Linked DNA regions of Homo sapiens: region 2 is linked to region 1. The links are chromatin loops, found by intact Hi-C in ENCODE. Cell type or tissue: OCI-LY7. All regions are shown on one strand. Each heading gives the region's core, and the rest is flanking DNA. Links, peaks and the distances in the headings are about the cores only.

Evidence for each region. Peaks named below come from ENCODE experiments on the same cell type or tissue, not always from the same donor. Only the 100,000 strongest peaks of a DNase experiment are listed, where the experiment ranks them.
Region 2: a loop joins it to region 1, with 6 times the contacts of the local background. A loop is called at or near these places in 1 of 110 quality-filtered maps.

Annotation. Positions count from the first base shown.
Region 1 is chr7:74,457,623-74,473,112 of GRCh38, reverse strand. All of the region lies in intron 1 of GTF2IRD1 (GTF2I repeat domain containing 1), which reads right to left. Among named protein-coding and RNA genes, the nearest start is that of GTF2IRD1, 11 kb to the right of the region's middle. RefSeq lists an enhancer at 10,140-10,189. In OCI-LY7, for the core only: no CTCF peak of the experiment used is centred there; DNase peaks (open chromatin) are centred at 6,032, 6,552 and 7,922; H3K4me3 peaks cover 705 bases; H3K27ac peaks cover 893 bases.
Region 2 is chr7:74,098,428-74,113,917 of GRCh38, reverse strand. LIMK1 (LIM domain kinase 1) reads right to left here. Exons shown (of 16, transcript NM_002314.4): 5 at 14,680-14,886; 6 at 7,938-8,043; 7 at 7,675-7,841; 8 at 6,725-6,908; 9 at 5,961-6,047; 10 at 4,882-5,013; 11 at 2,211-2,270; 12 at 1,920-1,985. Among named protein-coding and RNA genes, the nearest start is that of LIMK1, 22 kb to the right of the region's middle. RefSeq lists enhancers at 7,944-8,444, 13,236-13,305. In OCI-LY7, for the core only: no CTCF peak of the experiment used is centred there; DNase peaks (open chromatin) are centred at 12,127, 12,687, 13,207 and 13,677; H3K4me3 peaks cover 2,857 bases; H3K27ac peaks cover 4,865 bases.

The DNA.
Region 1 (15,490 bases), core at 5,651-10,650:
GCTCCAAAGAGCAGAAACCAGTGCTCTGTTCTCCTGTCTGTCCCTGGGGGGCCATCAACCATTCTCACAGCTCCCCATAATCAACCACTTGCCAGCCTTCACCGCACTCTCTCCTCTCCTCCGCTGCGGTGTTGCAGATGCTCTGACCACTCTCCCTTCCCTACCCAACTCTGCCCTGTCCAGGGTACGCTGCAGCAAAGCCTCCCACCAGCTGTGGGGCCAGCTTGGGCCTGTCCAGCCTCCCGAACCAGGAGCAGGAGACAAGGGAGGCTCCAGAGGCATCTGCAGGAGGGCAAGGAGGCCCAGACCAAGAGTCATGGATGTGGATTGATTGATTGATTATTTATTTATTTATTTACTGAGGCAGAGTTTCGCTCTTGTTGCCCAGGCTGGAGGGCAGTGGTGCGATCTCGGCTCACTGCAATCTCCGCCTCCCGGGTTGAAGCAGTTCTCATGTCTCAGCCTCACAAGTAGCTGGGATTACAGGCACCCCCCGCCATGCCTGGCTAAATTTTTTTTTGTATTTTTAATAGAGATGGGGTTTCACCACGTTGCCCAGGCTGCTCTCGAACTCCCGACCTCAAGTGATCCTCCTGCCTCGGCCTCCCAAAGTGCTGGGATTACAGGCGTGAGCCACTGTGCCCGGCCAGATGTGGTTTTAGATCTTGATCCTCGTAACTCTAGAACCTTAGTCAAGTGTCTTCCCAGCCCTGGGCCTCAGTTTCCCCATCTGAAAAAGAGAAGAGGCCAGTATATTCTGAGGTTCCCTCCAGTTCTAACATTCTATGGCTCCCTCCATCCAAGAAGCTCGGGAAACCCCAAGAGGGGTTAGGATGTCCAAGGAAGGGAAAGAGGGGGGCCCCACTGCAGCACCTGGCCCCGGCCCTATGCACAACTCAGGTTGGCCAACTTGACAGACCAAAACTCACCATTGGTAGAAGGGATGGTGGCACCAACTAGAACAAATGAGATGGTGAACTCCAAGTGGAGTTACTCTGGAAAGGCCAGTTCCAGGCCAGGCCCCTTTTTACCTGGAGTGTAATATACATGCAATAAAATTCATTCTTTCTGACATACAGTTCTATGAGTGTTCTGTTTTGTTTGTTTGTTTGTTTGTTGTTGAGACAGAGTCTCATTCTGTCGCCTAGGCTGGAGAGCAGTGGCGCCATCTCGGCTCACTGCAGACTCCGCCTCCCGGATTCAAGCAATTCTCCTGCCTCAGCCTCCTGAGCAGCTGGGATTACAGGCACCCACCACCATGCCTGGCTAATTTTTGTAATTTTAGTAGAGACAGAGTTTCACCACATTGGCCAGGATGGTCTCAATCTCCTGACCTCATGATCTGCCCGCCTTGGCCTCCCAAAGTGTTGGGATTACAGACGTCAGCCACCGCACCCGGCCGTTTTTTTTGTTTTTTTTTTTGTTTTTTTTTTTTTTTTTAAATATTTCAAAAAGATAGAGACAGGGGTCTTGCTATGTTACCCAGTAAACATAGTTTGGTCTCAAACTTCTGGGCTCAAACCACCCTCCCACCTCAGCCTCCTGAGTAGCTGGGAATACAAGTGCAAGCCACAGTGCCTGGCTAATTTTTAAATCTTTTTGTAGAGATGGGGTCTCGCTCTGTCACCCAGGCTAGAGTGCAGTGGCACAATTATAGCTCACCGCAGGCTTGAACTCCCAGCCTCAAGCAATTCTCCCGGCTCAGCCTCTTGAGTAGCTGGAACTACAGCTGTGTGCCACCACACCCGGCTAATTTTTTTGGCTGTCTAAGCTGGTCTCAGATTCCTGACCTCAAGCGATCCTCCTGCCTCAGTCTTCCAAAGTGCTGGGATTACAGGCATGAGCCTCTGGCCATATTTCTATGAGTTTTCACAAATGCAAACAGTCAGGTGACTGCCACCGTAATCAAAACGCATTTCAGTTCCATCTCCCCAAAAACTCTCCCACTCCCAGGCAAACCCTGTCCCTAATCCTGCATTTTCCAGAACATCATATGACTAGAACCAGAGGCCGGGCACGGTGGCTCACGCCTGTAATCCCAGCACTTTGGGAGGCTGAGGCGGGCAGATCACCTGAGGTCAGGAGTTTAAGACCAGCCTGGCCAGCATGGCGAAATCCCATCTCTACTAAAAATACAAAAAAAATTAACCAGGTGTGGTGGCACGCCTGTTGTCCCAGCTACTTGGGAGGCTGAAGCAGGAGAATTGCTTGAACCAGGGAGGCGGAGGTTGCAGTGAGCCGAGATCACGCCATTGCACTCCAGCCTGGGCAAGAGAGCAAGGCTCCGTCTCGAAAAAAAAAACCCCACATATGAACAGAACTAGGTTGGAAGCGGCCTTTCCAGTCTGCTTCCTTCCCTTAGCACAATGCTCGTGAGGTTTCCCCGTGGTGGTGTGGTATCCATCATTCATCCTTTTTCACTGCTAACTAATATTCCACAGTATGGATGTTCCAGTTTGTTTATTCACTGGGCAGTCTGACATCTGAATTGTTTCCAGTTTGGGGCAATTATGAATAAAGCCACTATACATATTCCTCTTTAGGTTTTTATGTGAATTTGAGCTTTCATTTCTCATAGGTAAATACCTAGTCATATGGTAGGTGAAGGCTGAATGTTATAAATAAGCTATCAAAAACCCAGAGAGACAACCATTAGCAATTACCAGGGGCTGGAGTGGGGGGTGCTGGGGAATGGAGAGACTGCTAATGAGGTAACAGGCTTCTTTTCAGAGTGACGAAAATGAACGGACTTAGATGGTGGCGATGGTCACACAACTTCATGATGATACTAAAAATATTGCATAGCGTATTTTAAAATGGTGAATTTGGCCGTGTGTGGTGGCTTATGCTTATCTATCTCAGCACTTTGAGAGGCTGAAGTGGGTGGATTGTTTGAGTCCAGGGGTTCAAGACCAGCCTGGGCAACACAGCTACAAGAGATACAAAAATTAGCCAGGCATGGTGGCATACACCTGTAGTCCCAGCTACTCGGGAGGCTGAGGCAGGAGAATAGCTGGAGCCTGGGAAATGGAGGTTGCAGTGAGCCAAGACTGCACCGCTGCACTCCAGCCTGGCCAACAGAGCCTGGCCAACCCTATCTCTAAAAACACTAAATAAATAAAATGGTGAATTTTATGGTATAATGATATCATAATAAAGAATATGATAATTTTTATCTTTTTTGGTAGAGACAGGGCCTTGCTAATACATATGCCGTCTCTACCAAAAAAATATTTAAAAATTAGTCAGGGGTGGTGGCTTGGTGCCTGCAGTCCCAGCTACTTGGGAGGCTGAGGCAGGAGGATCCCTTGAACCCAGGAGTTTGAGGCTGCAGTGAGCCATGATCCCACCAAAGCACTCCAGCCTGGGTGACAGAGCAAGACCCTGTCTCAAAATAAAATAAAATAATAAAAAGTAGAAACACCCCATATGTCCATAACTGATGAACAGATAAATATGATCTATCCATTAAATGGAATATTATTTGGCCATAAAAAGAAAGGCACATTGACTCACGCTACAATGTGGATGAACCTTGAACACATTATACTCACTGAGAAAAGGCCAGACTCGAAAGACCACATATTACATGATTCCATCTACAAGAAACGCCCAGAATAGGCAAATCTACAGAGATGGAAAGTAAATTAGTGGTTGCCAGGGGATGGGGGAGGAGGGAATGAGGGCTGACTGCTTAATGGGGGGAGATTCTTAGGATGATAAAAATGCTCTGAAATTAGACAGTGATGAATACTGCACAACTCTGTGAATATATTTTAAAAAAAACACTGAATTATACACTTTAAAGGAATAGTTTTAAAATAAACTTACAAAAAAAAAGAAAATCCAACATGGTAGAGAAGAACAGAATCAAGTCTCTGGAGACATCACTGAACCCTGAAAAGCATCACCACGCTCCTACCCCAGCCTCCAAATACCTACTCACAGGTACCCATCCCAGCCTCCAAATACCTACTCATAAGTACCCATCCTATCCTCCAAATACCTTCCATATTTTTTTTTTTTTTGAGATGGAGTCTCGCTCTGTCGTCCAGGCTGGAGTGCAGTGGCTCGATCTCGGTTCACTGCAAGCTCCACCTCCCGGGTTCACGTCATTCTCCTGCCTCAGCCTCCCGAGTAGCTGGGACTACAGGCGCCCACCATCACGCCCGGCTAATTTTTTTGTATTTTTAGTAGAGACGGGGTTTCACCATGTTAGCCAGGATGGTCTCGCTCTCCTGACCTCATGATCTGCCTGCCTTGGCCTCCCAAAGTGCTGGGATTACAGGCGTGAGCCACCGCGCCCGGCCCTTCCATATTTTCTTATGAGGAATAAATAAACTCCTTTTTGTTTAACTGTCAGGTTTAATATCTAAAGTCTGCCAGGCTACACACACACACACACACACACACACACACACACACACACACACACAGTTTTTTTTTTTTTTGGAGATGGAGTCTCGCTGCTCTGTCGCCAGGCTGGAGTGCAGTAGCACAGTCTTGGCTCACTGCAACCTCTGCCTCCGAGGTTCAAGTGATTCTCCTGTCTCAGCCTCCCAAGTAGCTGGGATTACAGGCACGTGCCACCACGCCCGGCTAATTTTTTGTATTTTTAGTAGAGATGGGGTTTCACCATGTTGGCCAGGCTGGTCTTGAACTCCTGACCTTGTGATCTGCGCGTCTCAGCCTCCCAAAGTGCTGGGATTACAGGAGTGAGCCACTGCGGCCTGGCTGGGTTTTTTTTTTTTTTTTAAATTATTTTTATGTTTTGTAGAGAACAGGGTCTCACTACGTTGCCCAGGCCGGTCTCAAACTCCTAAGCTCAAGCAATCTGCCCATCTCGGCCTTCCGAAGTGCTAAAATTACATGCCTGAGCTGCTGCACCTGACCTGGCTTAATATTTAGATATTTGCTATATTTACAGTTGGGTGTTTAATTACCTGTAGCCAAATGCAGCCCTAAATGACAGGGGACAGTCCCCTCTTTACCACTAACCAGGACTCGGGGAGCTGTGTACACTGGGGAGTAAAGCTCCAGGCTAGTAGTCAGGATTCAGCAGAACGTCAAGTAATCAGGCCTCGTCACCGCCGGTGGCCTCAGGAATGTCACATACATGTGCATATACACACCCATGCATGCACACAAGCATGTGTGTCTAAATAGCCCAGAGGCGGATCACCTGAGGACAGGAGTTCAAGACCAGTCTGGTCCAACATGGTGAAACCCCGTCTCTACTAAAAATACAAAAATTAGCCGGGAGCAGTGGCGGGCGCCTGTAATCCCAGCTACTCAGGAGACTGAGGCAGGAGAATCGCTTGAAACCAGGAGTCAGAGGTTGCAGTGAGTCGAGATCAAACCACTGCACTCCAGCCTGGGTGACAGAGCGAGATTCTGACTCAAAAAATAAAAATAAAAAATTAAATACAAAATAAAATACAAAAATTAGCTAGGTGTGGTAGTGCATGCCTGTAATCCCAGCTACTCGGGAAGCTGAGGCAGGCAAATCGCTTGAACCTGGGAGGTGGAGGTTGCAGTGAGCCAAGATCACGCCACTGCACTCCAGCCTGGGCGACAGAGCAAGACTCTATCTCAACAACAAAACAAAATAAATAAATAAATAAATAGCCCAGAGGATTAACTGTTCTGGCACTCCACACTTGTGCTGTCTGCACACATCAGCTGCCTTTCCTGGAGGGAAACGCTCCAAATTGGGCTGTACTCGGCTCAGAGAGACAAGCTGCCCCCACTGCCATCGCCACTGCCCTCCAGATGCCTCTGAACGCCACAGCCAGGCCGGCAGAAGCAGCTCCTGGGATGGGTAGAGGAGCGCCAACGAGAGCTGGGATTGAAGGATGGAGAGGGGCCGGGCATGGGGGCTCACCCCTGTAATCCCAGCATTTTGGGAGGCTGAGGCGGGTGGATCACTTGAGGTCAGGAGTTTGAGACCAGCCTGGCCAACATGATGAAACCCCATCTCTACTAAAAATACAAAAACTAGCCGGGTGTGTTGGCAGGTGCATGTGGTCCCAGCTACTGGGGAGGGCTAAGGCAGAATTGCTTTAACCCATGAGGCGGAGGTTGCAGTGAGCCGAGATCATGCCACTGCACTCCAGCCTGGGCAATGGAGCGAGACCCTGTCTCCAAAAAAAAAAAAAAAGAAAGAAAAAGGGTGGAGGAGGCCCCCACCCTTCATGGGCCCCCACCCCGAGCTTGCTTCTAATTCACTTGACAAGGTTGCACAGGATGCCCACTCCGCAACAGGCAGGGTGCTAAGGTCAGGGATGCGGAGGACAACATGATGATGGGGCCGTGACCCACTGGAAGTCACACTCTGTCTGTGAAGGTGACAGACAAGCACGAGGGCAATTATAGTCTTGTTTGTGATGCGGGCTGTGGCTGGGGACACAGACAAGAGGCACCTAACGTGACCTGGAGAGGGAGATGAGGTCAGGGAAGCTTTGCAGAGAGGAGTGACAACCCAGCTGAGACCTGCAACGAGAAATCAGCCCAGGGACACAGCCGGGGAGCATTACGCACGCTCTAGGGGAGAGGCAGCAGCGTTCCAGGAAGCGAGACGGAGCACAGTACGTTTTAGAAACGATGAGGCTCATCGTGGCTGGCACAGAGAGACACAGGCAGGGCCTGGCCATGCCTAGTCTGTAGCTTTTCCAGGAGCCACGGGAACCCCTGAGCTGCCTGGGAGTGAGGCCATCAGATACAGATCTTTACCTGGAGCCAATGCAGCAGCCCCACCGTCACGTCCTGTCTCTGGCCCTACGCTTCTGTCCAAATCACCGTCCTCCAGGGCCATGCAGAAAGCCACTTCTGCAGGCTGCCATCAAACACACCTGGGAGTGGCATTGTCTCCCGTCCCCTAAGCAGCCACAGGTAGCCCCCGCCCCAGAACAGGGCCTGGCCTCTAACAAGCGGGATGGCTGACTGTGACCTTGAGGGGCTAAGGGGTCGGCAGGCCAAGGGGACCAACCAGTTCTACCTTTGAGGTTTTCCCAGTTTGCAGAAGCAGAAACCGAGGCATGCTGTCCGGGTGCAGTGGCTCATGCCTATAATCCCAACACATTGGGAGGCCAAGGCGGGTGGATCACTTGAGGCCAGGAGTTCAAGACCAGCCTGGGCAACATGGTGAAACCCTGTCTCTACTAAAAATACAAAAAATTAGCCAGGCATGGTGGCGGGCGCCCGTGATCCCAGCTACTCGGGAGGCTGAGGCAGGAGACTCACTTGAACCCAGGAGGTAGAGGTTGCAGTGAGCCGAGATCCTGCCACTGCACTCCAGCCTGGGCAACAGAGGAAGACTCTGTCTCAAAAAAAATAAATAAATTGAGGCATGCCACACCCCACACCCCACACCCCACGGACAGAGGGGGTGTGTCCCAGACAGGCAGAAAATAAGAACAGATCTTGGAATGATGGGGTCCAAGGTTCACTGTCTGGGGGAGTGGGGCTCCCACAGGGCCAGCTTCTGGGGTCATCACGTGACAAGCTGACAAAGTGTTCTTCACTGAGATGGCAGCTAGCTCCCCGCAACTGAATACACTGATTTTCCCAAGAACCTGGCAATACTATATAAGAAAACTATCCTTGTTTTTTCAGATGAGGCTCAGAGAGGTACAGTCACTTGCCTGTGGTCACACAGCAGCTCAGCAGTCAGGCTGGGATTTGAACCTAGGTGTGTCTGGCTTCAAAGACCCTGATGGTTCCACTGCACCCTGCTGTGAAGTGAGGGAGCCCTGGCCTCTGACCCAGGGCCACCAAGAGCATCTCTCCTTTGGATATGCTGAGAAGAGAATATCTCAGGGAGCTGGTGGCCCGGGGCAGGTGGGGAGGTGGACCAGGATCAAAGAGGGAGGATGTGGTTTGCCCACCTGCCCAGAGGGCTGCACCCACAGCTGGCAGCCAGGGTGTGCCCTGGGAGCAGAGGTAACCACCTCCTTCCCCAAAGCCCTGCCTCTCCCCACCTGGCCTCACTGCAAGAAGCGGCCATGCCTGAAAAACCAGCTCCTGGATAAACATGAGAGAAACATCAGACTGAGAGAGTCACAAGACCCCTTGGAGCTGCCAGGACCACCCTGGAGCCAGGTGGGTGGGCGGTGGGTCTTGTCTGCTGCAAGGAGCCACCCAGGAGCACCCAAGGGCCTTCCTTCCTGCACAGGGCTAACCTCTTTCCAGGCTACCCACCGAGTGCTGGCCCCAGGGTCCAGCCTTTGAGGACTTTGGGGAACCCGGTAGGGGTGGGAGGCAAGGGTGGGGTACAGGGGAAAGGTACTTGGGGCAACCTTCATTAGAGAGGGGCCACAACGATTTCACAAATAACAAATTAAATAACAAAGTAAAAACCAGCTGGGCGCGGTGGCTTGTGCTCATGTCTGTAATCCCAGCACTTTGGGAGGCTGAGGCAGGTGGATCACTCGAGGTCAGGGGTTCGAGACCAGCCTGGCCAACATGGCGAAACCCCGTCTCTACTAAAAACACAAAAATTAGCCGGGTGTGGTGGCAGGTGCCTGTAATCCCAGCTATTTGGGAGGCTGAGGCGGGAGAAGTGCCTGAACCCAGGAGGAGGGGGGCTGCCATGAGCCGTGATCACACCACTACACTCCAGCCTGGGTGACAGAAGGAGACTCTGTTTCAAAAACAAACAAATAACAACAACAAAAACAACAAAGTAAAAACCCCCCAAATCTCTCAAGACACCCACGCAAGACATGTGATCACCCAGGAAGCTCCATCTCCTTAGGAAGCCGAGAGCCCTGGGAAACTCATGGATTTGCCAATGGGAAACTGACAAACTCTTGCTGGGCTCCCCTGCTTCATTCATGCCCACCTGGCAAACCTGTGGAGGTACTTGCTGTGGTTCCATTTTCTAGAGGGTCAAACTGAGGCTCAGCCTCAGGCAAGTGACAGGCTGGAGTCCGTAAACCACCATAATCTAGGCTCTAGCCACAAAAACATTCACCAGAATAGCCACTGTTCACACAGGGCTGACCTCAGGCAGCAGTGGATTCCAAACATTTAGCAACCAGAACTGTATTTAGAGCTCTAACAGGTAACTCTGGTAAAAGTGGTCCTAGGGCAGGGCGCGGTGGCTCACACCTGTAATTCCAGCACTCTGGGAGGCCAAGATGGGTGGATCATTTGAGGTCAGGAGTTCGAAACCAGCCTGGACAACATGGTGAAACTCCGCCTCTACTAAAAATACAAAAATTAGTCGGGTGTGGTGGCACGCACCTGTGATCCCAGCTACTCGAGAAGCTGAGGCAGGAGAATCAACTGAACCCGGGAGGCGGAGGTTGTAGTGAGCCGTGATCACGCCACTGCACTCCAGCCTGGGCGACAGAGTGAGACTCTGTCTCAAAAAAAAAAAAACAAAAAACAACAGTGGTCCTACTCTGGCCCAAAGGGGCACAGGAGGCTTGAGCCTCACATGTCCCCACCACCCGCTCCTTGGTGGCCCCTGGGGCCCTCCAGGGCTCTGTGGTAATCCACACACTCACATTACCCTCAGCTGAGTCTCACAGCCCTGCAAACCTAGTGTTCTGTTCTCCCACTTAAAGATGAACAGGCAGGACGCAGTGGCTCACCCCTCTAATCCCAGCACTTGGGAAGCTGAGGTTGTGGGATCACTTGAACACAGGAGTTCAAGACCAGCCTGGGCGACATGGCGAGACCCCCATCTCTACAAAATAAAAAAATTAGCTGGGTGTAGTGGCAAGTGCCTCCAAGCCCAGCTACTTAGGAGGCTGAAGTGGGAGAATCACTTGAGCCTAGGAGTTCAAGACTGCAGCAAGCTATGATTGCACCACTGCACTCCAGCCTGGGTGACAGAACGAGACCCTGTCTCAAAATAATAATAAGAACAGATGAACAAACCAAAGCCCAGAGATGTGACATCACTCGGCCAGCCCTGTTCCGTTTGATCCTAACTCCTGCTCCTGCCTGCAACAGTGGCTTCACCACCTTCCTTCCCTACCCTCAGAAGTCCTGCTCTTATTTCAGGCAAACATGAAACTTCTACCCCAAGCAAAACAGCTGCAGGAGTGAAGACCAGAGACGCACCACCAGGAACCCCAGACTCCCACAGGGTGGGGATACATAAGATGATGGGCAAGACACCCCAGGGCACAGACAGCTCCCCTCCCTGGCACCGCCCTCAACCTCCAGCTGTCCTGGCCCCATAGCCTCAATTACTCCAGAGCCCACCTGGATGGCGGCGGGAGGATCGCATGGGGCCAGAGGCCCGGAGGGCAGCGGCAGGCAGGTGTAATTTCATCGCGGGGCTCACAGTATGAGTCACCAGAAACAGAAGATGAAATTCCAGCTCTGAGGGCGGAGATGAGCAGCTCCCCCGGCTTGGGGTCAGCTCTTGATGTGGGGGGTGGGTAGTGATGGGGTGCAGGCCACAGGCCCCCCGCCAGCCAGATGGTGCCTTTGTGAAAATGAGAAAGAGGAACCACCTTCTTCTGGGGGGTCCCGAGCTGATGCAGGGCCGGCCAAGCCGGTTTGCTAGATTTCCCTAGAGAGGAGAGTGGCTAGAGGTATGTGGCATATCCACACCATGGAACACTACTCAGGGACCAGAAGGGACCAGCTACCCGTGTACCCAGCAATGCCGTAAATGCATTATGCTGTGTGAAGCCAGATTCAGAGGCTGTGGACTGTAGGATTCCATTTATGTGACATTGTACAAATGGAAAACCATATACAGAAGACAGATCAGTGGTTGCTGGGGTCAGGACAAGAGACAAGGATGAACAAACGGGCTTCAAAAACTTTTAGGGGTTACAGGATTGTTCTAACTCCTGGGGTCAAGCAATCCTCCTGCCTTAGCCTCCCAAGTAGCTGGGGCTACAGGCACACATCACCACACCCGGCTAATTTTTTTTTTAAGAGACGGGGTCTTGCTATGTTGCCCAGGCTGGTCTCAAATTCTTGGCCTCAAGTGATCCTCCCGCCGCAGCCTCCTGAGTAGCTGGGGCTACAGGCATGAGCCACCTCGCCTGGCTAATTTTTGTACTTCTTGTAGAGATGGAGGTTTCACTATGTTGTCTAGGCTAGTCTCAAACTCCTGGCCTCAAGCCATCCTCCCGCCTCAGCCTCCCAAAGCGCTGTTCTATGTCTTGACGGGGGTTGGACGACATAAGGGTGTGAGCCAGGCAAGTTCCTGGTATAGCATAGCCTTCACTCCTCAACGATATTTTTAATAAAATATAAAGTGGGGCCGGACACAGTGGCTCACGCCTGTAATCCCAGCACTCCGGGAAGTCAAGGTGGACAGATCACTTGAGATCAGGAGTTCAAAACCAGCCTGGCTAAGATGGCAAAACCCCATCTCTACTAAAAATACAAAAATTGGCTGGGCGAGGTGGCATGCACCCATAATCCCAGCTACTCAGGAGGCTGAGGCAAGAGAATTGCTTGAACCCGGGAGGCAGAGGTTGCAGCGAGCCGAGATCGCGCCACTGCACTCCAGCCTGGGTGACAGAGTGAGACTCCATCTTAAATAAATAAATAAAATAAAATATAAAGTGGGCCCTTCTCATGTGCCAGCCGGGGGCTGGGGACCAGGACCTAATGAGACTCCCTCAGGCCTGACGCCTCTGCAAGGTCCTCACTGGCTGGCGTAACAACAGATGGATAGACGAAAAGATACGGACTTGCTTTGATGGTGGTTCTGCCAGTAGCCAGAAAATGCACCTTGAGACCCTGCTAGACCCCAGCCAGCAAAGAGGCCTACCCTCGGCCAACCATCTAAGACACAAACAGCCTGGAGGGTCTCCCCTCTGTCACAGGGAACAGGAGGGGAAAGGGCTAAGCTGCCCCCTGCTTACCTACCCTCCCCAACCATGCAGCCTCTTCTGCATCCTCAAGTGCCCAGGACCGCAAGCCCTCAAGCCAGGCCCTCCCACCCTGTCTCCACCACAGACCTGCCCCCGGGGGTCCCACACACCCATGCTGTGGCATCCCCACGGGGTCACACCAAGTCCCTTGGACTACAGCACCACACTGGGACCCAGGCAGGTTGGGGAGAGCCATCTCCCTTTTACATCCAAGAAAACTGCCCAGGCGGGCGGAAGGTGGACGTGGACCCCATGACCCCGGCCCCTTACTTTCCCCCCATTTCCCCCACTCCAGAGGCTGCAGCTCAGGTGCTGGGAACCTGCCTCAGGTGGCAGCATGGCAAAGGTGCAGGAATTCCCAGCAGCCTCCGTGCTGTGGGGTCAGCCCCTCAAGTCCACAACCGCCCCCGTGGCGGGGTCTCCCAGCTTTGAAAGGTAGCCATTGCAGACACTTTCCCAGCACTCAGGCCTTGCCAATCCTACATGAAAATCTTACTTGGTGTATAATAGGGTGTTTCCAGCAATTTCCCACCCCCTCCTCCCAGCATCTCTAAATATACGGACCACATTGGCCAGAAATCCCTGAAGACAAGGACTTCCCAAACTGGGGATCCCTGGGCACCCCTCAGGCCACCTAGACTACACCCTCCATGCCACCCAGGCCAGTAGGAGATCTAGACCCTCGAGCCACAGGCTGGAGGAGGCCCGACCAAGGACATTAGAAGGATACTGCCTGTAATCCCAGCACTTTGGGAAGCTGAGGTGGGAGGATCGCTTGAGGCCAGGAGCTTGAGACCAGCCTGGGCAACATCGCAAGACCCCATCTCTAAAAAAAAAAAATTTTTTTTTAATTAGCTAGGTGCAGAGGCTGAGGTGGGAGGATCACATTGAGCCCAGGAGTTGGAGGTTGCAGTGAGGTAGGATCACGCCACTGCACTCCAGCCTGGGAAACAGAGTGAGACACTGTCTCAAAAAATAGAATAAAATAAAAATGAAAAAGGACCCTGCTGGCTGGGTACAGTGGCTCACTTCTGTAATTCCAGCACTTTGAGATCACTTGAACTCAGGAACTGGGCAACATGGCGAAACCCCATCTCCACCAAAAATACAAAAAATTAGCCGGGCACGGTGGCGTGTGCCTGTGGTCCCACCTACTTGGGAGACTGAGCCAGAAGGATCGCTTGAGCCGGGGAGGGAGAAGCTGCAGTGAGCCGAGATTGTGCCACTGCACTCCAGCCTGGGTGACAGAGTGAGACCTCATTTCAATACAAATTAAAAAAAAAAAAGCCAAGATTCAGTGAATCAGCTCCACTCGATTCAAACTCGCTCCAGATCATCCCCGGGGCCTCCACTGAGCCCTGATCCCAACTCCAGGGTCAGCCACACACACCTCTGGCCCCTCCCCAAACCCCATCCATCTCACCGCCCCAGAGGCAGCAGTTGTAGGGTTGGCAGATAAAATGCAAGACCTCCAGTTCAGTCTGAACTACAGATCAACAACAGGTAACTTTTAGCTAGAAGTTCATCCCAAATATTGCATTAGTCCTTGCTTGTCTGAAATCCAATTTTAGCTGGGCATCCTTATTTTTATTTGCTAAATCTGGCAACCTGAAGCAGGTGGTCCTGAAAGAGGGTGACAGGTGGGCACACAAATAGCTCTGGGTCAGCCAGGCCCCAGCTCAGGGGCGAGAGAGTTCTGTTCACCGCCTGAGACACTCCCTAAGACCGTGTAAGATAAAGTACATCCTCACCCATTTCACCTATCTTATTCAGGACACCTATCTTATCTTTTTTTTTTTGAGACAGAGTTTCACTCTTGTCGCCCAGGCTGGAGTGCAATGGTACGATCTCAGCTCACGGCAACCTTCACCTCTTAGGTTCAAGCAATTCTCTTGCCTCAGCCTCCCGAGCAGTTGGGATTACAGGCGCCCGCCACTACGCCTGGCTAATTTTTGTATTTTTAGTAGAGATGGGGTTTCACCGTGTTGGCCAGGCTAGTCAAACTCCTGACCTCAGGTGATCCGCCCGCCTCGGTCTCCCGAAGTGCAAAGTGCTGGGGATTACAGGCATGAGCCACCGCACCCGGCCCTAACTTATCTTAAATGGGCAAATTTCCAGGGCATGAACCCAGGTTCCTACAGACCTGGCCCCTTTCTGCACGACCCTCCATACTCATGAAGCCACAAACCTAGGTGCAGATTGGCCCAGAGAGAAGGGAATGGGACCGAGAATGGATCAGTTCCACAGGACGAGTGGAGAGAGAGCTACCAAAATAGGGTGGGTGAAGAAGTGATGATGAGGCCGGGCCTGGGGGCTCACACCTGTAATCCCAGCACTTTGGGAGGCCAAGGAGGGCCAATCACTTGAGGTCAGGGGTTCATTCAAGACCAGCCTGGCGAACATGGTGAAACCCCGTCTCTACTAAAAATACAAAAATTAGCCAGGTGTGGTGGTGTACATCTGTAATCCCAGCTACTCGGGAGGCTGAGGCACGAGAATCACTTGAACCCGGGAGGTGGAAGTTGCAGTGAGTTGGGATCGTGCCACTGCACTCCAGCGTGGGCAACAAAGCAAGACTCCATCTCAAAAAAAAAAAAAAGAAAGGGGGGTGATGGACCAGGGGGCTTTCCTGAAAAGCTTTCTGCCTCCAAAACCCACATTACCACACCCCCTACAGGCCAAAGCCCCTCTGCCACACCTGGAGATACCTGACTGAGAACTTCCAAAGTAGGCCAAGAAAGTGACAGGGTCCTGCCTCCCTTCCGGAGTATGGAGCCTGGGTAGAAAGCACATGTTTCTATGAGATGGGGCTGAGGGGATTCCGAGAGGCCAGGCCCCTCCTGCCGTATCTGGAGCCCCCAACATCTACACCTTGGAGACTGTTACCCCCTCACCAGCAATCATCTGTCACAACACACTGTCTTCTGGCCAGGTTCACGCATCTCCTTCTCCCCCAGAAACCATCCTTCCCACCACTCCACCTCTGCTATGAATTCCTTCAGGAAATTCCCTTCCAGTCACACTAAGGGTCCCTGTCCTAGCGGCCCCATATTATCCCGGAAGCCCCCCAATCAAAACTGAACTCAGGACCGGGCGCAGTGTCTCATGCCTGCAATCCCAGCACTTTGGGAGGCAGAGGCGGGCAGATCACTTGAGGTCAGGAGTTCTAGACCAGACTGGCCAACATGATGAAACCCCATCTCTACTAAAAATACAAAAATTAGCCGGGCGTGGTAGAGCATGCCTGTAATCCCGGCTACTTGAGGCAGGAGAATCGCTTGAACCCAGGAGGCAGAGGTTGCAGTGAGCCGAGATGGCGCCACTGCATGCCAGCCTGGGCGACAAAGTGAGACTCCCTCTCAAAAAAAAAAAAAAAAAAACAAAAACGTAACTCAGCATGGATTCCAAGCCCTGGGTCCTGCTCTGCTCCTCTGTTTATAAATTGGCCCTGCAGGTCTTCTTCCATGGGTGTCCCCTGAAGCCTCTGCAGGCCCCATGGAGCTGGGCATACACCCCTGGCTTGTCCCAAAGAACCTGGCTGTGACCCTGGCTGCCACGCATCTGAGAGAGAGATACTTACAAACGGCGAGAGTCAGAGAACTGAGAGATACAGAGAGGATGACATTGGGGAGCAA
Region 2 (15,490 bases), core at 9,775-14,774, 360 kb after region 1:
GTGACACAATCAGAGCTCACTGTAACATTTACCTCCTGGACTCAAGGGATCCTCCCACCTAGCCTTCCAACTAGCTGGGACTACAGGCCCATGTCACCATGCCTGGCCTGACTCTAACGGTATTAAGAGGCAGGGCCTGTAAGAGGTGATTGGGTCATGAGGGCTCTGTATGAATTAACAGATTAATGGGTTATTGAGGGACCAGGTTAGTTATCACAAGAGTGGGTCTGTATAATGGTCAGTTTGGGGGTCTCTTGTCAGCCCCTCTTGCCATGTGATGCTTTTTTTTTTTTGAGACGGTGTCTGACTCTATCACCCAGGCTGGAGTGCAGTGGCATAATCTCAGCTCACTACAACCTCTGCCTCCTGGGTTCAAGCAATTCTCCTGCCTCAGCCTCCCGAGTAGCTGGGATTACAGGCATGCGCCACCATGCCTGCTAATTTTTGAATTTTTAGTAGAAACAGGGTTTTGCCATGTTGGCCAGGCTGGTCTTGAACTCCTGGCTTCAAGTGATCCACCCACTTCGGCCTCCCAAAGTGCTGGGATTACAGGCGTGAGCCACAGTGCCTGACCTTGTTTTGTTTTGTTTTTTTGAGACAGGGTCTGGCTCTGTCTCCCAGGCTGGAGTAGAGTAGCACAATCTTGGCTCACTGCAACCTCTACCTCCCAGGCTCAAGTGATCCTCCCACCTCAGCCTCCCAGGTAGTTGGGACCATAGGCTTATGCCACCACGGCTGGCTATTCCGTTTTGTATTTTTGGCAGAGATGGGCTTTCGTAATGTTGCCCAGGCTGGTCTCAAACTCCTGAGCTCAAGCAATCCACCTGCCTTGGCCTCCCAAATTGCTGGGATTTTAGGTGTGAGCCACTGTGCCCAGCACATTTCTGTTGTTTTGAGCCATCTGGTTCACAGTACTTCATGATGGCAGCCCCAGGACACGAATACACCACCTCTCCAGATGGGCATGGTTACTCGCTCCTGTGCTTTTGGTGGAGAACCGGGCTCTCCTCCCTTGACAATCCTTAGACACTGGGCTCTTTGCCTGCCCGTCCCCTGCTTAAATATCCACCTAAAGCCTCCTCTTTTTTTTTTTGAGATGGAGTCTCGCTCTGTCACCCAGGCTGGAGTGCGGTGGCGCGATCTTGGCTCACTGCAAGTTCCGCCTCCCGGGTTCACACCATTCTCCTGCTTCAGCCTCCCAAGTAGTTGGGACTACAGGCACCTGCCACCACGCCCGGCTAATTTTTTATATTTTTAGTAGAGATGGGGTTTCACCGTGTTAGCCATGTTGGCCAGGCTGGTCTTGAACTCCTGGCTTCAAGTGATCCACCCACCTCGGCCTCCCAAAGTGTTGGGATTGTAGGTGTGAGCCACAGTGCCCATGTTAGCCAGGACGGTCTCGATCTCCTGACCTCGTGATCCGCCTGCCTCGGCCTCCCAAAGTGCTGGGATTACAGGTGTGAGCCACTGTGTCTGGCCAAGCCTCCTCTTTCAGGAAGCCTGCCCTGACCACTCCAGCCCATACGCCTATGCCCCCACTCTGTGGCCCCCAGATGCTGGTGCTGTCTGGTGTAGCCCATGGCCACTCTGCCATGGGCTGTGCTCTATGAAGACCACGGTCCTGGTCCTTTGTAGCTTACATGTCACTTTCTCCTTCATTGATTTATGAGACCCTCCTACCAGCCTGGGACTCTGATGGTCCACCATGAGTCAGTGGCAGAGACAGGACTCAAACCCAGGTCTGTCTGCCTCCTGACCCTGCGCTCTTCCCCACGGGCTGCTGCCCCCCACCCCCACCTCAAATTGAAGTCATGGAGGCAACATGGAGGGGCCTCCAGTTCTGGGAAGGCCCTGAGGCTGGGGTTGGATGGGCTCCTGCTGTCTCCTGACACCCAGCCACGTGGGGCCCTGGTACTCACCTCGCGGACCAGGCAGTTGTGGGAGTTGAGGTCTCGGTGGATGATGTTCATGGAGTGGAGGTAGGCCTAGGGACGGGGACACGGGAGTCAGGGGGCAGCTGTGCAGAGGGACCCCAGCCCATCCTGGCTCCCCAGGAACTCCCTCTGCTCCCACCCCAATCAGGCCAGTCGGGACGATTCTTCCCACTCTCCCATCGACCCCCTCTGCCCTCTTTCAAAGCTTCTTTGTGGGTTCTGTTTGCAAATTCCTGGTGGGATTATGAATGGAGCTAGAGCACCCGGCTCACTCACCATCCCTGATGCGATGTCCTTGGCAAAGCTCACTCTCTGGCTCCATGGGTACTGGCTGTCCTGGGATGGAGAAAGAATGGCCAGGGTGGGGCCGGTGGGGGCCCCGATGGCAGGGATGGTTGCATGAGACAGAGGCAGGAAGAGGCAAGCGTCCTAGAGGGTCCCTGGGCTCCCCAACACCCCGATTTCTTCGGGCACCCACAACTGTCTGCTTCTAAGGAGTATGAGTCAACACAGCTCACAGACATTATTTCCTTTTTTTTTTTTCTTTAGATGGAGTCTCACTCTGTCACCCAGGGTGGAGTGCAGTGGTACCATCTCAGCTCCCTACAACCTTCGCCTCCGGGGCTCAAGTGATTCTTGTGTCTCAGCCTCCTGAGTAGCTGGGACTATGGGCATGCGCCACCACACCCAGCTAATTTTTTGTATTTTTAGTAGAGACGGGGTTTCACCATGTTGGTCAGGCTGGTCTTGAACTCCTTACCTCAGGTGATCTGCCCACCTTGGCCTCCCAGTGTTGGGATTACAGGCATGAGCCACTGCACCCGGCCTCAAGCAATTCTCTCGCCTCAGCCTCCCAAGTAGCTGGGATTACAGGTGTCCACCACCAAACCCAGCTAATTTTTGTAGTTTTAGTAGAGACAGGGTTTCACCATGTTGGCCAGGCTGTTCTCAAACTCCTAACCTCAAGTGATCCACCTGCCTCAGCCTCCCAAAGTGCTGGCATTACAGGCGTGAGCCACCGCACCCGGCCCCTACAAACATTATTTCCTAACAGAACTGATTTCAAACTCTAAGCAGGGATATTCCTCTATAGCTCCCAATCTGCCTCCTCTGAGAAAACAAGCTATATTTATTTTCTATAAAATCTCATCTTTCTGTCAGGTGTGGTGGCTCACGCCTGTAATCCCAACACTTTGGGAGGTCAGAGTGGTTGGATCACGAGGTCAGGAGTTTGAGACCAGCCTGACCAACATGGTGAAACCCTGTCTCTACTAAAAACGCAAAAATTAGCCGGGTGTGGTGGTGGGCTCCTGTAATCCCAGCTACTCGGGAGGCTGAGGCAGAATCGATTGAACCTGGGAGGTGGAGGTTGCAGTGAGCCGAGATCACGCCATTGCACTTCAGGCTGGACAATAAGAGCAAAACTCCATCTCGGGAAAAACAAAAACAAAAACAAAAAACTCATCTTTCTAGGTTTTTAAAAAATTAGAACCTACTTTCACAGACAGGTAAGAGGTAGAAGGGCCCAGCAAGGTCACCTGCGCAGTGGCAGCACTGAGCCATGCCAGGAGAACGGGGCTTTGGGCTCAAATCATTTGGGGGAGACGCCTCATTCTCAAACCTCATCCCCTTGGAGATCTTTATTTTTTATTGAGACAGGGTCTCACTCTATCACCCAGGCTGGAGTGCAGCCTCGACCTCCTGTGCTCAAGTGATCCTTCTGCCTCAGCCTCCTGTGGAGCTGGAACCACAGGCATGTGTCACCACATTTGGCTAATTTTTTAATTTTTTTTGTAGAGATGGGATTGGGATCTCATTATGTTGTCCAAGCTGGTCTTGACCTCCTGACCTCTAGTGACCCTCCTGCCTCGGCCTTCCAAAGTTTGGGAATTCAGGTGTGAGCCACTGCGCTTGGCCTAGCCCAGAGTTTCTAAATTGCACCTGACAACGGAACCCGTTGTGTCAAGTTACACCTAGCAGGAGCCCATAGGGTCCACACCTTGGATACAAGGTAATCCAACCTGAGGAAGATCCCATGGTCTCAGGGTGGTACAGAAATGGGGCTGGAGGCCAGGACTGGATCCCCAGGGTGTGGTCCAGCACAGGGCTCTGTGAGGCTTCCTCCAAGTGCTTTTTTTTTGAGAAGGAATCTCGCTGTCACCCAGGCTAGAGTGCAGTGGTGCGATCTTGGCTCACTGCAGGCTCTGCCCCCTGGGTTCAACGCCATTCTCCTGCTTCAGTCTCCCGAGTAGCTGGGACTACAGGCACCTGCCACCTTGCCCGGCTAATTTTTTGTATTTTTAGTAGAGACGGGTTACCAGGATGGTCTCGAACTCCTGACCTCAGGTGATCTGCCAACCTCAGTCTCCCAAAGTGCTGGGATTACAGGTGCCTGCCACCAGGCCCAGCTAATTTTTGTATTTTTAGTAGAGACGGGGTTTCACCATGTTGGCCAGGCTGGTCTTGGACTCCTGACCTCAGGTGATCTGCTGGCCTCAGCCTCTGAAAGTGCTGAGATTATAGGCATGAGCCACTGCACCTGGCCTGAGCACTTTATTTCTAAAGATGGATTTGTAATTTTATTCAAATCCTTAAGGAAAGCTCTGAATTTTATTTTAGTTTTTGAGACAGGGTCTTGCTGTGTGGTCCAGGCTGGAGTGCAGTGGTGAGATCACAGCTCACTGCAGCCTTGAATTCCTGGCCTCGAGTGATCCTCTTGCCTTGGGCTCCCAAAGTGCCAGAATAACAGGTGTGCACCATTGTACCTGGCCTTTCCTAGCTTTAGATGGAGTCAGTCGCTCCCCTTTTTGATTAGGAATCAGGGTTCAGAGGGCCTTTGAGACCCCTGTGGCTTCCCCCCATTGAAGAGATGAGACTGAGGCTCACAGAGGGAGCTGCTTTGCCCGGGGCCGCACAGCGGGGGTGGCTGGCTCTGCCCAGGACTCACCATGCTCTTGATGATGCCCCGGAGCGTGCCGCCCTTGATGTACTCAGTGATGAAGTTGAGCCTCTTGTCCTTGTAGAGCACCCCGATGAACTTGAGCACGTTGGGGTGTTCCAGGCATCGCATGACCTTCACCTGGCGGGGCACAAACAGGCTGGGCCCGGGCTCTGTGTGGTCCCAGCTGTGCTTGGGTCTGCTTCTCCCTTTTCCATCCCACCAGGGGCTGTAGGCGGTCTCAAAGATACGGAACCCCCAGCTCCCCTCTCCTGCCTCTGCCACACCCTCTGGCGTCCTGTGCCCTCTGCTTGAGCTGCCCCCACCCCCAGCGATGCTCTTTTTCCCAGTCCCCTGCCTGCAGTTACTTTCTTTTTTCTTTTCTTTTTTTTTTTTTTGAGAAGGAGTCTCACTCTGTCGCCCAGGCTGGAGGGCAGCGGCACGATCTTGGCTCACTGCAACCTCCGCCTCCTGAGTTCAAGAAATTCTCCTGCCTCAGCCTCCTGAGTAGCCTGGATGACAGGCACTCACCACCATCATGCTGGGCTAATTTTTGTATTTTTAGTAGAGACGGGGTTTTGCCATGTTGGCCAGGGTAGTCTCGAACTCCTGACCTCAGGTGATCCGCCCGGCTCAGCCTCCCAAAGTGCTGGGATTACAGGCGTGAGCCACTATGCCCGACCAATGCAGTTACTTTTATTTTTTTTGGACACAGGGTCTTGCCTTGTTCCCCAGGCTGGAGTGCAGTGGTGCGATCATGGCTCATTGCAGCCTCCAACTCCTGGGCTCAAGCGAGCCTCCCACCTCAGCCCCCCGAGTAGCTGGGATGACAGGTGCACATTGCCAAGCTCGGTTAATTTAAAATTTTTTTGTAGAGACGGGGTCTTGCTATGTTGCCCAGGTTGGTCTCAAAGTATCCTCTCTCCTTAACCTCCCAAAGTGTTGGGATTACAGGCGTGAGCCACTATGCCTGGCCTGCTCGCTCTTCTTTCAATGGTTCCCAGAGCCCTTTTCCGACCTGTGTTGATGGGGCAGGGGTGAGCACCTGGAAGTCCCTCTGGAGGGAAGAGGGCATTCCGCTCACTGACCTCCTTGAGGAACGTCCTCTGGGTCTCCTCGTCGAACCGGATCAGCTCCTTCATCACCATCACCTCACCTGTCTCACGGTGTGTCACCTGCGTGTGGGACACAGAGGTGTGAAGACAGAAGCTCTGCTGTAAGCCCGCCTTCTAGGAAGCCCCATCTCCACCCCAGGACTGCCAGGGAGATGTGCAGATGGCTTCATACTCTAGGCTGTGCATGGGATGTTCCCAAATACCCAAGTGGATGGGATGTATTAATCCCTTGTCTTTTTTTTTTTTTTTTTGAGATGGGGTCTTGCTCTATTGCCCAGGCTGGAGTGCTGTGGCATGATCATAGCTCACTGCAGCCTTGAACTCCTGGCTCACAATCCTCCTGCCTAAGCCTCCCAAGTAGCTGGGACCACAGGCATGCACCACTATACCCAATTAATTTTTAAATTTTTTGTAGAGATGATGTCAAGGCTGGTCTTGAATTCCTGGGCTCAAGCGATCCTACAGCCTTAGCCTCTCATGGTGCTGGGATTACAGGGATAAACTACTGTGCCTGGCTAGGAGCCACCTTTCAATGACCTCCCGCACATAAGGTCTCAGTCTACCTGTAGGAGGTCCCCTGTTCCTAATTAGCTCCAGGAGGCCAAGGGAGGAGAGGGCACTGGCCAGGGAGTCTGGAAGCCAGATACCCCTTCCACTGTGTTTCCATAGACTGGGAAGGAAGGAGGATGGAGGGGTCCCACCCAGACTGTCCCCTGAGACCCTGGCATGCTCTGTACCTTGATAGCCTGGCCGAAGCAGCCCTTGCCCAGCACCTCCCCGTGGATGAGGTCCGACGGCCGGAAGATGCGGTGTGGCCGGCAGACTACGCGGAGGGACTCAGAGCGACCCAGGTCCTTGCGCTGGGAGGCCGGGGAGCCCAGTGAGCCAGCGCCCGGAGACCTGTCGATGCTGCAGCTCCTCCTGGGGGGCACACATGGTGCCAAGTGCCACCGGGGGACAGGTAGCACCCGGCCAAGGCCCTGCCCCTTCCTCCTCCTGCCTGCATGCCCCTGTCCATGCCAGTCTATGCAATCACCCCCTGCTTTGGGAGGGCCCGCCTGGGACAGTCCAAAGGCTGCCCATCCCAGTGTCTCGGCCTATCCTGGCTCTAGTGGCAGCCCCCAGCTCCCCTCAACCCCTCAGATCCTGCTCTGTCATCCTCTTTTTTTTTGAGACAGAGTCTCACACTGTTGCCCAGGCTGGAGTATAGTGGCGTGACCTTGGCTCACTGCAACCTCCATCTCCTGGGTTCAAGTGATTCATCTGCCTCAGCCTCCTGAGTAGCTGGGACTACAGGCACCTGCCACCAAGCCCGGCTAATTTTTGTATTTTCAGTAAAGATGAGGTTTCCCATGTTGGCCAGGCTGGTCTTGAACTCCTGACCTCAGGTGATCCACCTGCCTCGGCCTCCCAAAGTGCTGGGATTACAGGCATGAGCCACCACGCCTGGCCCCGTCCCCGGCTTTTTAAAAAATGTGTGTTTCCTCTTTTTTTTTGAGAGTGGGTCTTGTTTTGTCACCCAAGCTGGAGAGCAGTGGTGTGATGACAGCTTACTGCAGCCTCCACCTCCCTGGCTCAAGCCTGGGCTGCATTTGTGCAGGGCTGGCTCCCCGACCTAGGTCCCACAGCCCCTGAGCCCCAGCAGGAGTGAAAGCACCCAGCTGAACCGAGGAGCAGGCTGACTTACAAGACAGGTTTCTGCCGGGCAGAGCTGCCCGCCTCCCCGCTGGGAGTATAAGCCGGAGAGCTCAGGGGGCTGGTCTCAGGCCCCAGCCCGTGGCCCAGTGTATCGTGAGGGTCATGCTCGAGGGTCAGCTGGAGCAGGCGGCTGGTTTCCTGAATCAGCAGGTCAATCTGGGGACAGCAGGCATGTGAATGGGGGTGGAGTGGGGAGGGGGCTAGGCATGAAGGCACTACCTCCCGTCCTGCCCCACAGACTCAGGACCGTACCTCGTCCAGGGGCACATTTCGGATGGGCGTGCCATTGATTTCCAAGATCCGGTCTCCGACGTGGATGGAATTCTTCACATCTGGGCTCATGCAGCCCGGATCCACTCTGTGGGTAAGGCAGGGGTCAGGCCAGTGCCCACCTGTCCCTCAGAGCCCCAACAGGAAACCAAGGCGAAGGGCACCAGATCCAGGGTGAGCAGGTGGAGGATTCTACTTCGTGTGACTGGGAAGTAGCAGATGGCCAGAACACCGAGTTCTGGTTTCAGGGGAGGAATTCTGTAATCAATTACTGATGTCTGCCACAGGTGTGAGCTGGAGAAAGGTGGCACGCTTGTAGGCACTGGCCACCCACACAAGATGCTCAGCTGTTCCCATTCAATGGACCATTGTCTCCACCCTGGGGGAACAGATCTATCCTTCCAAATCCCAGGTATGTTTGGTCTCGAATTTTTTTTTTTTTTTTTTTTGGAGACAGAATCTCACTCTGTTACCCAGGCTGGAGTGCAATGGCACAATCTCAGCTCACTGCAGCCTCTGCCTCCTGAGTTCAAGCGATTCTCGTACCTCAGCCTCCTGAGTAGCTGGGATTACAGGTGCACACCACCACACCCAGCTAATTTTTTTTGTATTTTTAGTAGAGACGGGGTTACACCACATTTCCCAGGCTGGTCTCGAACTCCTGAGCTCATGCAATCCGCCCGCCTTAGCCTCCCAAAGGGCTAGGACTGGCCGGGCGCAGTGGCTCACACCTGTAATCCCAACAGTTGGGGAGGCCAAGGTGGATGGATTACTTGAAGTCAGGAGTTTGAGACCAGCCTGGCCAACATGGTGAAACGCCGTCTCTACTGAAAATACAAAAATTAGCCGAGCGTGGCAGTGGGCGCCTGTAGTCCTAGCTACTTGGGAGGCTGAGGCAGGAATTGCTTGAACCTGGGAGGTGGAGGTTGCAGTGAGTCAAGATTCTGCCACTGCACTCCAGCCTGGGTGGACAGAGCGAGACTCCGTCGCAAAAACAAAGTGCTAGGATTACAGACATGAGTCATTGCACCTGGCCTGCCTGGTATGCTTGGGGCAGATGAGTGCCTTGGGTCCCAAAAAGGTCCCGGATTAGTGGCTTCATATCTGACTCCCAAACTCGCCCTGCAAGAGGAGGCCAAGCTCTATTGCTCCTGCATTGGCAGGAGGGAGCTGGCAGCTTGCCCTGAGCCACAATTGCAGGGTGAAGACGGGAAAGAGACCCTCGATCAGTTGCCTATAAGCTAACTCACAAAAAGACCAATTTGCCAAATTTACTTATTTCTTTTAACTCTTCGGTGTTAGGGACCTGGTTTTCTTTTCTTTTCTTTTTTTTTTTTGAGACAGAGTTTTGCTCTTGTTGCCCAGGCTGGAGTGCAATGGAGTGATCTCGGCTCATTGCAACTTCCGCCTCCCAGGTTCAAGTGATTCTCTTGCCTCAGGCTCCTGAGTAGCTGGGATTACAGGCATGTGCCACCATGCCTGGCTAATTTTGTATTTTTAGTACAGATGGGGTTTCTCTATGTTGGTCAGGCTGGTCTTGAACTCCTGACCTCAGGTAATCCACCCACCTTGGCCTCCCAAAGTGCTGGGATTATAGGCGTGAGCTGGTTTTCATTTTGCCTCATAAAAGCTTTTTAGGGAATGCTCACTTTGTCTCTGCCCTAGGTCCTGGAGATGGAAAAGGGGATGGGGGTAAGGCAGAGAGGAGACTGAGAACTTTAAGAAAAACAGGGCCAGGTGTGGTGGCTCATGCCTGGAATCCCAGCACTTTGGGAGGCCAAGGTGGGAGGATTGCTTGAGACTAGGGGTTTGAGACCAGCCTGGGCAGCATAGCAAGACCCCATCTCTATGACATTTTTTACAGAAAATTAGCTGAGCATGGTGGCACACTCCTGTAATCCCAGCTATTTGGGAGGCTGAGGTGGGAAGATCACTTGAGGTCAGGAGTTCGAGACCAGCCTGAGCAAAATAGTGAGACCTCACCATTACAAAAAATAAAAAATTAGCCAGGCATGGTGGTGCTGCCTGTAGTCCCAGCTACTCGAGAGGCTGAGGCAGGAGGATCGCTTGAGCCCATGAGGTCGAGGCTGCAGTGAGCTATGATCATGTCACTGCACTCCAGCCTGGGCAACAGAGTGAGACCCTATCTCAAAAAAACAACCAAGCAAACAAAAAGACTATTCTCGTATGGGGGAGAAGCTCTTCCTTACAGTAACAAATGCAGAAGGAAGAACAGAGTTAGAAATTCAGCATTTGGTAGCCACCCTAGTAATAATCGCTACAGGCAAGAATCATCAATAGATGCTCAAATCATTTGGGGAAGGGTTTTTGGGAACAGGATATTTACAGACTCAAATCTCACAAATGGTTTATTGATGACAAAGGGAAAAAAATCCTTACAGTACAGAAAAAACAAGTAATCAAAGTGAACATCCTCAGCAAAGGGCACACTGACATCATATGTCTCCTGGCAAGATCCACTCGGAAGGACAGAGGATCACTTATGCAGTATCAGGCCAAACCTGCAGAGCCTGTCTCCCTAAGAGGAAACATCAGTCAAACCCAAATGCGAGGGCAGGTACGATGGCTCACGCCTGTAATCCCAGCACTTTGGGAAGCTGAGGCGGGAGGATCACTTGAGCCTAGGAGTCTGAGACCAGCCTGGGCAACACAGTGAGACCCTGTCTCTTTTTAAAAAAAAAAAAAAAAAAAAGGAAAAACATTTTACTTTAATGACTGGCCTGTACACTTCAAAAATGTCAAGATCATGAAGGGCAATGAAAGGCTGAGGAAATGGCCAGACGCAGTGGCTCATGCCTGTAAACCCAGCATTTTGGGAGGCTGAGGTGGGTGGATCATTTGAGGTCAGGAGTTCAAGACCAGCCAGGGCAACATGGTAAAACCCCGTCTCTAATAAAAATACAAAAATTAGGCATGCATAATGGTGCACGCCTGTAATCTCAGCTACTTAGGAGGCTGAGGCAGGAGAATCACTTAAGCCCAAAGGCGGAGGTTGCAATAAGCCAAGATTGCGCCATTGCGCTCCAACCTGGGCAACAAGAGCAAAATTCCGTCTCAAAAAAAAAAAAAAAAAAGATACTGATGACACATGACGATTAAATGCAATGTTGATCATGGACTGGACTGTGGATGAGGGGGAGATTGCTATAAAGGACAGCTCAGTAGTTCAGTATAGAGACAATAGGCAAAATTTGAATATGGTCTGTGTATTAGATAATGGTATCAATGTTACATTTCCAAAATGTGATCACTGAACTATAAGATACAATTGATAATTACATAACAGAATGCCTAGCCAGGCGTGGTGGCCCGTGCCTGTAGTCCCAGCTACTTGGGAGGCAGAGGTGGGAGGATCACTTGAGCCTGGGAGGTTGAGGCTGCAGTGAGCTGTGATCGCATCACTGCACTCCAGCCTCAATGACAGTGATACCCTGTCTCCAAAAAAAAAAAAAAAAAAGAGAAGGTCCTTCTTTTGAGAATATCTAGCATAATTGTGGGGGAGTCAATGATCCCTGCAACTTACTCCCAAACGATCAATAAATAACAACATGTACATGTATGTACAAATATAAACAAGTCACTAAACATGTATATGTATCTGTATCCATATATGTATATATAGAGAGACACACATATAACTCCCAAATATGGCAGTTACGAATTGGTGAACCTTGGTGAAGGGTGTGTATGTATTCAATGGACTTATTATTTTAGCAAATTTTCTATAAATCTGCAAAATGCGAAGATGAAAAGTTGAAAAAAACCAAAGAAAATATTTTCATTGATACAGGCTTTGCATGCATATAACCTTAAAAATAAGCCAGGCATAGTGGCTCACGCTTGTAATCCTAGCACTTTGGGAAGCCAATGTGGGAGGATTGCTTGAGCCCAGGAGTTCAAGACTAGCCTGGGCGACACAGCAAGACTCAGTCTCTACAAAAAATTAAAAAATTAGCTGGGTGTGGTGGTGTGTGCCTGTAGTCTCACTACTCAGGAGGCCGAGGTGAGTGGATTGCTTGAGCACAGGCATCTGAGGCTATAGTGAGCTATGATTGTGCCACTGCACTCCAGCCTGTATGACAGAGCAAGACCCTGTCTCAAAAAAAAATTGTGTGTCTATATATATATATATATATATATGACATACATATGTAAATTCCTTAGAATCTCACATCCTCTCCCTTGGTTTGCTAAAGCAGCAGGTGGCCTGGATAAATTAGACCTTCCTTAAAACGCTGCTATACACAAAATGAAAAGCGGTCAACTAAAACCAGTTTAAAACAAATAAGTAAATCTTTGGCAAGTTGGGCTCTTTCTGGGAAGGGTGTGGCTCTTTGCAGAACTGGGATGTTCCAGATGTTGGCTGGGCGAATGCTTACCCAGTGAGGCAGACAGGGAGGAGACGTCATTAACTGTCTTCTTCATTTTTATTTTAGAGATAGGGTCTCGCTCTGTCGCCCAAGCTGGAATGCATGGTGTCATCATAGCTTGCTGCAGCCTCCACCTCCTGGGCTCAAGCAATCCTCTCACCTCAGCCCTCCGAAGTGGCTGAGATAACAGGCATGAGCCGCTGCACCCAGCTGACTGTCTTCATTTCTAAAATTCTGCCTGGATTTCAGGGACCAGCTGCAGCCTCTGACTCTGTGGGGACCTCCCTTGGCCCTCTGGTAAGAGCCGTTGGTCTGGGAGTTTCCTCATCTCTTTCAAGCAGCTGTCTGCTCATCATGTATGTAAAGCAGCTGCTGGCTTGGCTGATGTCAAGGGATGGAGACACACAGTCAAGCCCAGTATAATTTTCTGTCCCCAGGGCCACCTTCACATCTCAACAGTGCCTATGCAGTGCCAGGCACCTGCCAGGTGTACAAGAAACATTCACTGCGTCAAATGAAAGCTAGCACTTGGTAGGGCCGGGCGTGGTGGCTCATGCCTGTAATCGCAGCACTTTGGGAGGCCGAGACGGGCGGATCACGAGGTCAGGAGATCGAGACCATCCTGCCTAATATGGTGAAACCCTGTCTCTACTAAATATAAAAAAAAAATTAGCCGGGCATGGTGGCAGGTGCCTGTAGTCCCAGCTACTCGGGAGGCTGAGGCAGGAGAATGGCGTGAACCCAGGAGGCGGGGCTTGCAGTGAGCCGAGACCACACCACTGCACTCCAGCCTGGGCGACAGAGCGAGACTCCGTCTCGAAAAAAAAAAAAAGAGAGAGAGAAAGCTAGCACTTGGGCCGGGCACGGTGGCTCACACCTGTAATCCCGGCACTTTGGGAGGCCGAGAAGGGAGGATCACTTGAGCCCAGGAGTTTGAAACGAGCCTGGCCAACATGGTGAAACCCTGTCTTTACTAAAAATACAAAAATTAGCCACATGTGGTCACCTGTAGTCCCAGCTACTCAGGGGGCTGAGGTGCAAGAATTGCTTGAACCTTGTGGGTGGAGGTTGCAGTGAGCTGGTATCACACCACTGCACCCCAGACTGGGCGACAGAGTGAGACTGTCTCAAAAAAAAAGAAGTGACCAATTGCCCAAAAGTAGAAACACTGCATGCTACTTCTCAAGGTGTCAATAAAGGCGCCACAGAAATCTTAGAAAGCTCCAAGGTATCCAACTCCCTCATTGTTCAAACAGACCCCCAAAGCCTAGAGAGAAAGCAGCTGCTCAAAGTCACACAGTAATCTAATCTTTATCAGCCCTGCCCCATTTTTTTGAGACAGGGTTTTGCTCCATTGCCCAGCCTAGAGTGCAGTCGTGCAATTATAGCTCACTGTAGCCACTTCCTGGGCTCAAGAGATCCTTCTGCCTCAGCCTCCCAAGTAGCTGTGACTACAATGTTTCCCAGGCTGGTTTCGAACTCCTGGCCTCAAGTGATCCTCCCATCTCAGCCTCCCAAAGTGTTTCGATTATAAGTGTGAGCAACCATGCCCAGCCTTTATGTGTTCAGTGATTTCACCATGCCTGGCTAATTTTTAATTTTTTTTTTTTTTTTGTAGACATGCAGGTCTCGCTATGTTGCCCAAGCTGGTCTCAAACTTCTGGCCTTAAGTGATCCTCTCACTTTGGCCTCCCAAAGTGCTGAGATTACAGGTGTGAGTTACTGCGCCCAGCTTCTTCACTCATTCTTGACTTGGTTCCTCCTCTTTCTTGTTGGATCAGACATGGACTAAAGAAAATGTCTTTTTATTTTTTGAGTGTGTTTTTTTTATTTTTATTTTTTTGATACAGAGTTACACTCTTGTTGCCCAGCCTGGAGTGCAATGGCAGTCGGGGCTCACTGAAACCTCCACCTCCTGGGTTCAAGTGATTCTCCTGCCTCAGCCTCCCAAGCAGCTGGCACTATAGGCACACACTACCATGCCTGGCTACGTTTGTATTTTTAGTAGAGACGGGGTTTCACCACATTGCCCAGGCTGGTCTCGAACTCCTGACCTCAGGTGATCCACCCACTTCGGCCTCCCGAAGTGCTGAGATTACAGGTGTGGGCCACCATGCCCGGTTGAAAATGTCTTTTTATTGTATCTGGCATTTGTAATGGTATTCAGAGGAATGACTGGGCCAGAAATCTGGCAAACCAGGTTGTCAGAACTGGGCCCCATCTGTACCCAAACACTCGCCCATTCATTTTCAGGGCCCCCAGTGCCAGACTCTGCCACCCACATCAACAGCCATAGCCACACCGACGGCAGCCTCGGCAGGCCGGCCACTCACCCCTGGACGCGGACGGTGTGTGAGTGCTCGGTGCCACAGCCCGGTGGGCCGTGCGGGGGGTCAATGGAGACTGAAAGTCCACGCTTGCCATGAGATGAGGCTGGGATGGACACCAGGGTGACGGTGTGGGGCAGGTGGGAGCCAGGGGAGTCAGGCAGGATCTGCTCGATGACGGGGGTCACCACAGTCTGGTAGTAGCAGTGCCCGCTGCAAGAGCCGCCGGGGTGGGAAGAAAAGAGTGTCAAGGGCGTCATCAATTTCAGCATCTCTGCAGCCCCCAGCCCCAGGCTCTTCCCCCAATCCCTTCCTTTTTTTTTTTTTTTTTTGAGATGGAGTCTCACTCTGTTGATTACAACACTGCACCCCAGCCTGGGTGACAAAGCAAGACTCTGTCTCAAAAGAAAAGGAAAGCTAGCAATTGTCCAAAAGTGCAGTGGTGTGATCTTGGCTCACTGTAACCTCCGCCTCCTGGGTTCAAGCGATTCTCCTGCCTCAGCCTCCTGAGTAGCTGGGATTACGGGCACGCACCACCATGCCTGGCTAATTTCTTATTTTTAGTAGAGACGGTTTCACCATGTTGGCCAGGCTGGCCTCAAACTCCAGACCTCAGGTGATCTGCCTGCCTTGGCCTCCCAAAGTGCTGGGATTATAGGGGTGAGCCACTGCACCTGGCCAGCTTTCTTTTCTTTCACTCTTCCTATGGAACTGGGAGCAGGAACTGTGCGTGCCCAGCCAGCCCTCGTCCCTCTGAGTCATTCGGGTCTGTCTACTCGCTGTGATCCTGTAAGGCGGCCAGGACAAGGCCTGAGGA